Regions from separate parts of the Homo sapiens genome. Here region 1 is linked to region 2. The links are chromatin contacts, found by POLR2A ChIA-PET in ENCODE. All regions are on one chromosome and are shown on one strand. Each heading gives the region's core, a stretch centred on a gene start or an enhancer-like site at or near the end of the contact. The rest is flanking DNA. Distances are from core to core; before and after follow the strand shown. Region 1 overlaps KAT6B (lysine acetyltransferase 6B). Region 2 overlaps ADK (adenosine kinase).

Region 1 (4,719 bases), core at 589-3,088, 600 kb after region 2:
TCAGCTTCATTAAGAAGTTAAGTAGCTGTGAAGATTCAGTGGGAGAGAATTGAGAACTGAGGTCCAAGAGAAGGGAGGAGCCGAACTCCAGAATTCAGGGCCAGTTGCCTCATGGGGACCTTTGCATCTGTGTAAAGAGGTTGAAATTCTCTCCCCACAAGGTGGTGCCAGGCTTTTTATACTGGACTGGGCATACCCTGGAGCAAGGCTCAGTGGATGGGAGGCAGAAAATAGATCAAATCAAGGAGCCTTATCCAATGTCATTGAAAGGAAAATTCATTGTTTTGGGAGAGAGCTAAGCCCTAGTGGGAAAGAGCCAAAGGAATAAATGGGCTTTTAAATCTGAGGAATTTACACAAGGCAGGCAGGAGATGACCTGCCATAGGTTGGAGGCAGGCTCTGCTTGGATCCTGTGTAAACAGGGCATAGTGTGAGTGTCTCCCCATAAGTAAAAGCTGTGTTGTGAAGATGAACTCACAGTTTAGTAGTGACTTTTTGACCAAAGATGACTCTTCAAGAAGGGATAAGGTGTATGGAGTATAGCTCATTGCCAGGACTGTGGGAGGCAGAGGAAGGAGAGGACACTTGGCCAAGATGCCATTTGAGCTGGTCACTGTAGGAAAGGGAGAATTTGGACATGTAATTTTTTTTTTTTTTTTAAGACAGAGTCTCACTCTGTCACCCAGGCTGGAGTGCAGTGGTGTAGTCTTGGCTCACCACAACCTCTGCCTCCTGAGTTCAAGTGATTCTCCTGCCTCAGCCTCCCCAGTAGCTGGGACTACAGGCACATGCCAGCTGCCTGGCTCATTTTGTATTTTTAGTAGAGATGGGGTTTCGCCATGTTGCCCAGGCTAGTCTTGAACTCCTGACCTCAAGTGATCTGGCCTGGACATGTAATTTTTAAGGAGATATTCAGAAGAAAAGGGAGGTGAGCCCACCATTTACAAATGCACACAGGAGGCCGGGTGTGGTGGCTCACACTTGTAATCCCATTACTTTGGGAGGCTGAGGCAGGCAGATTGCTTGAGGCTAGGAGTTTGAGACCAGCCTGGCCAACAATGCAAAATCCCGTCCGTACTAATAATATAAAAAATTAGCCGGGCCACTGCACTCCAGCCTGAGTGACAGAGCAAGACTCCGTCTCAAAACAAACAAACAAACAAACAAAAATACACACAGGAGAATGTGAGGAGCTGAGTAGTACAGTTTTCTCGGAGTACACGTCTATTAAAGGGAAGCAGTAGGAAGTAAAATAGAAAAAGGTAGGCTAGGGCCGGACCATGAAGAGCTGAGAATGCCAAGTTTAGAAATTTGACCTTGAGTCAGTGAACTCATGTTTTACATTTAATCTTTTGGTTACCAATTTTTTTTTGTACCATCATTGGTTTGATTTTTAAAATACAGTCACTTTGTTTTCTAAGGATTTTATGATATATGTTCAAATCTTGAGTTAAAGGTAAATAGAACACAGTTTGGGTTTTTTTTTGGCATATAAATGGTTGAATTTCAAAATTATATTTGTGTTACAAACTTTGTTTTTACTCTCTGCCTTCCAGCATTTGCAAATAACCATTTCTCTTTCAAAGGAAATTCTAGTATGTATTCCCATTCAATAAAAGCAAAGAGCTGAGCTCTATATGAATAAGAGGTAAAATTGAACATGAAAATTACTGAGCAAGATTAGTGGGGGATGAAATGGATGAACATTGGGGAAAGCTGTGATCCTTGTTACCTTTGCTATAGTGCAATTTGGAATGGCTTCTTTATTCCTGGCAATTCCTGACAGCATTTCTTTTAAACCTGGCCACCTTTCCATTGCCAGCTCGACCTTGATGTTAGCTGGTGCTGCTACTGCAAGGGCTGCCTTTGGCAGGAAGCCTTCAGTCAACTTTCTGGGCTCTGGTTTTGGCTCTGCACATGCCTTGCTGAGAAGACCTTAAGAATCTGAAATGTGGAGGGTCATTTTGGGGTAGGGAAATGTGGTGGCAACTCTTGAGTTTTCTGCCACGATGTAACTTAACAGATCCTCTTGTTTTTCCTTAAATGGTACAAGGGTTTGCACCGAAATGGTAATTCATCTGTGTCTGTGATGCTTTAAAAAATAACAGTTTCACTAATGTGTCACAACATGTATTATTTATCATTTTAGTAAATGGATATTTTAACAAGCAACAATTTGCAAATTTAAGCATGGCAGTTAACATGATCTGACATTAAAAAATTAAATAATCTCCTGCCATCTTTGTTATCAGCCTTGCATTAAGGATTTTAGCCCTTCTGGGAGCTTTTATTTTTTTGTTGACTCTGACTGATGATGGCAGATTGTGGTAGTGATCAGAGCTATGCTTTTATAAATTATTTTTTAGTTGGAACAATATTGGCATGTAACGTGGACTGGCAGAATTAACATTGTTTATCATTACCAGTGTTGTTTTGACAGATATTCTCAGTTCTTTAAGGAAGCAGATAGGGAATGTCTGTAATGGACATCTGCTGTCCACTATAGGTTGCCCAATAATGAGTCCTGGTAGGTTCTACCTTCTGCTGTGGAAGCCAGCAGAGTTCAAATGGGCATTTTCTGTTCTTGCCTCCTAGGAACTGCAGGGGTGGACATGCTTCTTAGGCTTAGCCTGTTGACTGCTTCCACCTGGAGTTTGAATCTGAACAGTGTTAGAAAATGCAGGGACAGGCTGAGTGTGGTGGCTCACGCCTGTAATCCCAGCACTTTGGGAGGACAAGGAAGGAGGATCACTTGAGCCCAGGAGTTCGAGACCAGCCTGGGCAAAAAAGCAAGACCCAGTCTCTACACAAAGTAAACAAATTAGCCAGGCATGGTGGTGTGCACCTGTAGTCCCAGCTACTTGGGAGGCTGTGGTGGGAAGATCCTTTGAGCCTAGAAGTTTGGGGTTGCAATGAGCTATATTTGCCCCACTGCACTGCAGCCTGGGGGACAAAGAGAGACCCTGTCTCCTATAAAGGCAGCGACAGTTAGTAGTGGCACTAGAGTTACTAAAATTATCAAGATTTTCTTCCTGGATAGTCCTGGTTGCACACATCAGTGTTACTATAGGTGGACTTAGCCTTTACTTTTGTACATTTCGCACTGATACCTCTAACCACCTTTTGTGCACATAGCAGCTATTATACCCCCCATAGCATAACCAACCTGTGTAAGAGAAGAGTATAAGTCAGTTGCTTGCAAGGAACTCTTAGGGGTAGGGAGCTCTTGCCTGGGGGAGGTGGGGGTTTCTCCTCTTTCTGTCCTCCCCTAGTCATTAGAGAAAGGCCTCAAGAGAATAACTCAGAGATTACGGTTGAATTCAAGAGGGTAGATTGACATCTCATTGAGCTGCACAGAGGTACCAGCCAGGTGCTGCTGTGGGATTAGAATGGACTCCTGAGAAAGCGTTCTTGAGTGAGTGTGGTGTGGCTTTCCTGGAGTTTGGGGATGTCTGTGAATACAGAGGCAAGTATCTTCCTCTCATCTGAAAGCCCCCCATGTGGCTGGAGCTGCCCCTGGGGACAGTGTATGGAGAGAGGACAGCAAAAACGCTTGACATTTCCTGTGGGCCTGGTGGTCTACATGGAGGACAGCTGGCCTGAGTCTTTTTGAAAGACTTGTCCTGCCTGCGAAGGCTGCCTGCCAGGGCTAGGCCCGCAGCAGAAAGAGGTTGTGGGTGAACCACAGAGGCAGGAGCTGAGAGGAGACTGAGAGCTGAGTCAAAGGGCACCCGTTGCCTGCATCAGGCAGCATGGAGGTCCCAGCAAAGGGGTCTCACTAGAGAGAGCTGGCATGTGGACTCCTGCAAATGGTGGAAGATATTTTACAGGCTGCAGGACTGGACCACAGAAAAGTGGGCAGACCTTTCCCTTTCCTCACACTTGCCGCCTTTCATTCCTTGGACCCCTCTCTTTTTCCTCACTGCTGTTCTTAGGGGAAAAGCTTGACATTGGATAAAATGAATTTGGATTTAGACTAAATAGACTTTTTAATAACTGAAAGTTTGGCTTTATTTAAGATAATATTTTCTTTTTAAAACACTGTCTAGAAATCAGTGGGTTTTTTTTTTTGTTTTTTGTTTTTTTTTAAAGACAGAGTTTCGTTCTTGTTGCCTAGGCTGGAGTGTGATGACGCAATCTCAGCTCACTGCAACCTCCATCTCTGGGGTTCAAGCGATTCTCCTGGCTCAGCCTCCCGAGTAGCTGGGATTACAGGCATGCACCACCACGCCCAGCTAATTTTTGTATTTTTAATAGAGATGGGGTTTCACCATATTGGCCAGGCTAGTCTTGAACTCCCGATCTCAGGTGATCTGCCCACCTCAGCCTCCCAAAGTGCTGGGATTATAGGCATGAGCCACCACGCCCAGCCAAAATTAGTGGTTTTAATGTTACTAAATCCTGAAATAGCTTTCCATGATGACAAAATCAATCAACAATCTCAACCCCAGTAGACTGGAGTGGATTTTAGAATTTAGCACACTTTCCCTTATTTATACTCTGCAGGTTTCAAGCATACAACTTGCCAGCAATTACTGTGTTGGCTGAGAAATTTGAAATTTTACTAGCTTGAACACTAAATTTGTTGATGTAACATACAGCTAATAATAAAGGTCACGTCCCCATATTGGCATGAGGGACCCCTTATGAATTAGCCTGAAACTTTGCAGCCTTTAATCATATTTTTCTCTCTTTTTTCCCTTGAGACGGAGTCTCCCT
Region 2 (4,636 bases), core at 1,426-3,925:
GTATCCGTGATATTTTAAAAATATTTACTAAGTATTTCCCTAGTCTTTCTCTAAAGGGTAATCTCAAATGAAACAACTGGAACTGGATTCTCATTTGTTTAATGACTGAAGAAGTCTTCCAATTACTCTACAAACCATTGATAACTTTTGTTATTTGTGACCAGTATTCATCTAGTAAGATGTTAAATGCTTTTATGAAAGAGACAAGTGTTTTACCTAAAGAATGAGAAAAAAAAAACCCTAATTTTTTGTGAAGTTTTCTCCTTTTTTGCTGAGTGCTTAAAGAAAAAAAGTTTATGTTGTTTTAGGTTTTTCTTCTTGCTTATCACCCTAGGAACTAATTGTGTTACTTTTTAAATGTTTAAATTTAATTTTTCCTGTCCCTTCCCCATGCTTGCTAATTATGTTTTTTAAAGGTGACCCTTTAAGATGGCTCTTATAGAATAAAGAGAGACACTGAATTTTCTAATCTTGTGGAAGAGGTTATATTTAGCCATTGGTATTTTAAGTTGGAGCACTTCATTCTACTGTGCCTTTAGTTTATGAGTCATCTGGAGAAAATGGGCTGCTTCTTGCTTTTAGGAAGAGTCTGTAGCAAATAATAATAATAAGTGCTATGGGAGATTTTTTGCCAAATAATTTAAAATGGAAAATGTTTTGTAATATATTTTATTGCCCATATGTAAAATACGTACTAAAGAATATAGGAGTTTTTGGCTCATTATTATCTTTAGCTCATAAAAATAAACAAAAGAGGCTGGGTGCGGTGGCTCACGCCTGTAATCCAGCACTTTGGGAGGCTGAGGTGGGCGGATCACGAGGTCAGGAAATCAAGACCATCCTGGCTAACACGGTGAAACCCTGTCTCTAATAAAAAATACAAAAAATTAGCCGGGTGTGGTGGCAGGCACCTGTAGTCCCAGCTACTCGGGAGGCTGAGGCAGGAGAATGGCGTGAACCCAGGAGGTGGAGCTTGCAGTGAGCTGAGACCGCACCATTGCACTCCAGCCTGGGTGACAGAGTGAGACTCCGTCTCAAAAACAACAACAACAACAACAACAATAACAACAAAACCCTAATGTCACATATAACAAAAAGAAAGCATTTTCTACCAAAACATTATATAGATTGTTATGAGTTATAGGTAAGTGGAAAGCAAGCATAAACCATATGAAATTATTTTATATGCAGGATGTACAGCAGTGGTCAAATCTTAATGATAATTGTCAGTAACTGGGGAGAATATTGTGATTATTGAAGTATTGATTTTTTTTCAAATATTTTTATATTACATGTGGTAACTTTTTATAATCTTGTTTTATATCTACTTTAGTATGATAGCTTTACCATACTAGATATTCTATGAGGGGTAGACAGTTGGCAAAGGATGTGATATTGATTCTAATTTTGGCTACCTTTGTATTATGTGTATCATAATGATTTCACGCTTCAGTTTTCTCATCTGTACAGTATTTTGTTCTTCGTGACTTTTCTTGCAGGAATGAAAGGAGGTAGCATGGAACAAAGAAAAAAGTGTATCATATTGTAAAACAGGAAATTTTAAAGTCCTAGAGTTCAGATTTTAAATCCAAGATGTCATTTTTGAGGTAAATTTGTCAGGTCTCCCTGGGACACAGAATGACTGCATCACTAGAATCATGAGCCCGTGGGATTGTTTTTTTCTTTTTCTCAAATGTATTTATTTAACATCTCTCTCCCTCTCTACTTACCTACCTGCCTACCTACCTACTTACCTCTGTTGTGAAACTTTTGGGAGCTCAGTATTGTCTACTATACCAAGAATACCAGTCCTTTACTCATTTTTTTGCATTACAAAGATCATATGGAATATACTGGAGGGGAATTTAGGTCTTTTGGTTCTGTGTTAGAAGAGCCCATTTTGTTTTTCCCTGCATGTGGTAGTCGGTGTATAGGCCTGTTTCTGTGATGGGAAGATGACACCTTTTGTCAAATCTCTATCCTTTTTGTATGTCAAGGAATCATTTCTTTGCAGTGAAGTAGAGTGTGCCCTGTAGTATAGCACTCTGTGTCCTTAGTCATAGCAATATTGGAGGATTGGAGAGTTAATCATGTTTGAGAAGTTAGGGGACTTGTTCTTTCAGCATCTATTTAATGAATCTGCTTGTATTTTTGATATCCTAATGTGTCCCAACACTGAACTCCTAATCTTTCCTCTAAAACCTGTTCCACCTGCAGCCCTCTCTATTTCACTTGATGGCAGTTTTATCCTTCTCGTTATTCAGGATAAAAACCTGAGACTCATTCTTGTTTTTCCTCTTTCTCTTATATCCCACATCTAATCCTTAAGGAAATTATACTGGCACCACTTGTGAAATATATCCTGAAATCTGATCACTTATACCATCTAAATCGCTAAAGTCATCTGTACCCCCACCTCTCTTTTGTGCCACCATCATCCTTTGCCTAGATTTTTGCAGTAGCTTCTTAGTTACTTTCTTTCCACCTTTGCTGCCTTCAATATCTTGTCAGCACAACAGATTGGCGGACATTTTAAAAACGTAAGTCAGATAATGACACTCTAATAAAAATGAGAAAGGTTTAAAAATAGTAAAGATAGGAAGCCTGGACAACATGGTGAAACACCATCTCTACAAAACTAGCTGAGTGTGGTGGTGCATGCTTGTGGTCAGCTACTCAGGAGGCTGAGGCAGGAAGATTGATTGAACCTGGAAGGTTGAGGCTGCAGTGAGCTGTGATTGTATCACTTCACTCCAGCCCCCGTGACTGATTGAAACCCTGTCTCAAAAAAAAAAAAAAAAAAAAAAAAAAAAGGAAATATTATTTGCAGGTGAAATGGTTGTATTTAGAAACAAGAACATTTAAGTGGCAGGTAGTTACAGAATTGATACACACAAATATATTTTTTATACTTTTGTATGTTTAAAAAAGCCACAAATTACAAATTATGTTAACAGCAATATAAAAAGAATGAAACATGAGTGGGGTTTATTCTAAGCTGAGTTGTTCAAAATTAGGGTATCTATTAACATAATTTACGATGCTTCTCAGAGGGTTTCTGTTGTTCACTCAGTGACTGCAGACCCACTAGTACTAATGAACTACTCTCTTAACTTGTTATTGAACTACACCTTCTCCAATGAGTCTGAGTCTTTAACATTGCATACTCTTTTAATCTGCCTTGGGGTACTATATAGAGCTTTCTTATATCTTATAGTTACTCTTTTATTAGAGTTAAAATACTTCTTTATGTTAAACTTCTGTTTACCTTACTCTGTGATTTATATCTTTTGATTAGAAAAGACTAATGTACCATATTAGTAGGTTTTTGGATAAATTTTTATATTATTTTCATAGATGCTAGAAGAGCATTTGCCAAAATTCATCATTGATTCTTTTATTAACTTTTTGTGAATTAAAGTATAACATACATAGAAAGGTATAAAAATCATAAGTGTACAGCTGAAAGAATTACTGCAAAGTAAACATACTTGCTTAACTACCATTTAGTTCTAGAAATAGAACTTGGCCAGCAGCCCAGAAGCACCCCTCACCCCCACCTTCTTCCCCAAAGGTATCTTCTGTCCTGACTTCTAACATTGGAGATTACCTTTGCTGTTTTAAACTTTAAATATATGGAATCATATAGTGTGTACTTTTTGTCTCTGGCTTCTTTGGCTCATCATTATAAGCTTTATCCACATTGTTGAACATAGCAGTGCTTTTGTTCATTTTCTTTTCCATGTCCTATTCCATCATATGAATTTATCTCAGTTTATTTTTATATTCTACTGTTGATGATGAATATTTGGGTTGTTACTAGTTTGGCCATATTACAAATAATGTTGGTATGTGAACATTCTTGGGTGTGTCTTTTGGTGCTCATATGCACATATTTCTTTTCTTTCTTTTTTTTTTTTTTTGAGATGAAGTCTTGCTCTTGTTGCCCAGGCTGGAGTGCAATGGCACAGTCTCGGCTCATTGCAACCTCCACCTCCCGGGTTCAAGTGATTCTCCTATCTCAGCCTCCCAAGTAGCTGGGATTACAGGCACACGCCACCATGCCCAGATAATTTTTGTATTTCTGGTAGAAATGGGGTTTCACCGTGTTGGCCAGGCTAGTCTTGAACTCCTGACCTCAGGTGATCTGCCTGCCTTGGCCTCCCAAAGTACTGGAATTATAGGTGTGAGCCACCACCCCTGGCCCAAAGTGTTATCTTTAGAACAGCAGAAATGGGAGTTCCAGTTTTTCCACTGTTATTTTCTATCTTCAGACAAACAACTGTTTAGTTATACTGGTAAACTGGCAGTGGTATATCATTGTAGTTTTAATTGTATTTCCTTGACCATGACCACTAATAAAGTTAAGCTTTTAAAAATTTATTTATATGTTGATCAATTAGATATACTTCTTTGTGAATTACTTAAGTTTTTTACCCAGTTTTCTATTGGGTGTTTAAGAATATTTTATATTTATTTATGTATTTATTTTTGAGACAGGGTCTTGCTCCGTTGCTCAGGCTGGAGTGCAGTGATGTGATCTCGGCTCACTGCAGCCTCCGCCTCCTGGGTTCAAGTGATTCTCCCACCTCAGCCTCCTCAGCAGCTAGGACTACAGGCGTATGCCATCATGCCT

The links. ChIA-PET counts read pairs that join two places held with the same protein, here RNA polymerase II (POLR2A).
Region 1: POLR2A ChIA-PET joins it to region 2 with 18 read pairs in AG04449. The contact joins two enhancer-like sites. POLR2A ChIA-PET finds 5 or more read pairs at or near these places in 4 of 52 experiments (AG04449, GM12878, IMR-90 and 1 more).

Annotation. Positions count from the first base shown.
Region 1 is chr10:74,889,398-74,894,116 of GRCh38, forward strand. All of the region lies in intron 3 of KAT6B (lysine acetyltransferase 6B), which reads left to right. Among named protein-coding and RNA genes, the nearest start is that of KAT6B, 65 kb to the left of the region's middle. Within about 2 kb of position 1,839, at least 3 of the 41 ENCODE cell types and tissues checked have a DNase peak (open chromatin) inside an H3K27ac peak, as active enhancers do.
Region 2 is chr10:74,290,381-74,295,016 of GRCh38, forward strand. All of the region lies in intron 3 of ADK (adenosine kinase), which reads left to right. Among named protein-coding and RNA genes, the nearest start is that of ADK, 140 kb to the left of the region's middle. Within about 2 kb of position 2,676, at least 8 of the 41 ENCODE cell types and tissues checked have a DNase peak (open chromatin) inside an H3K27ac peak, as active enhancers do.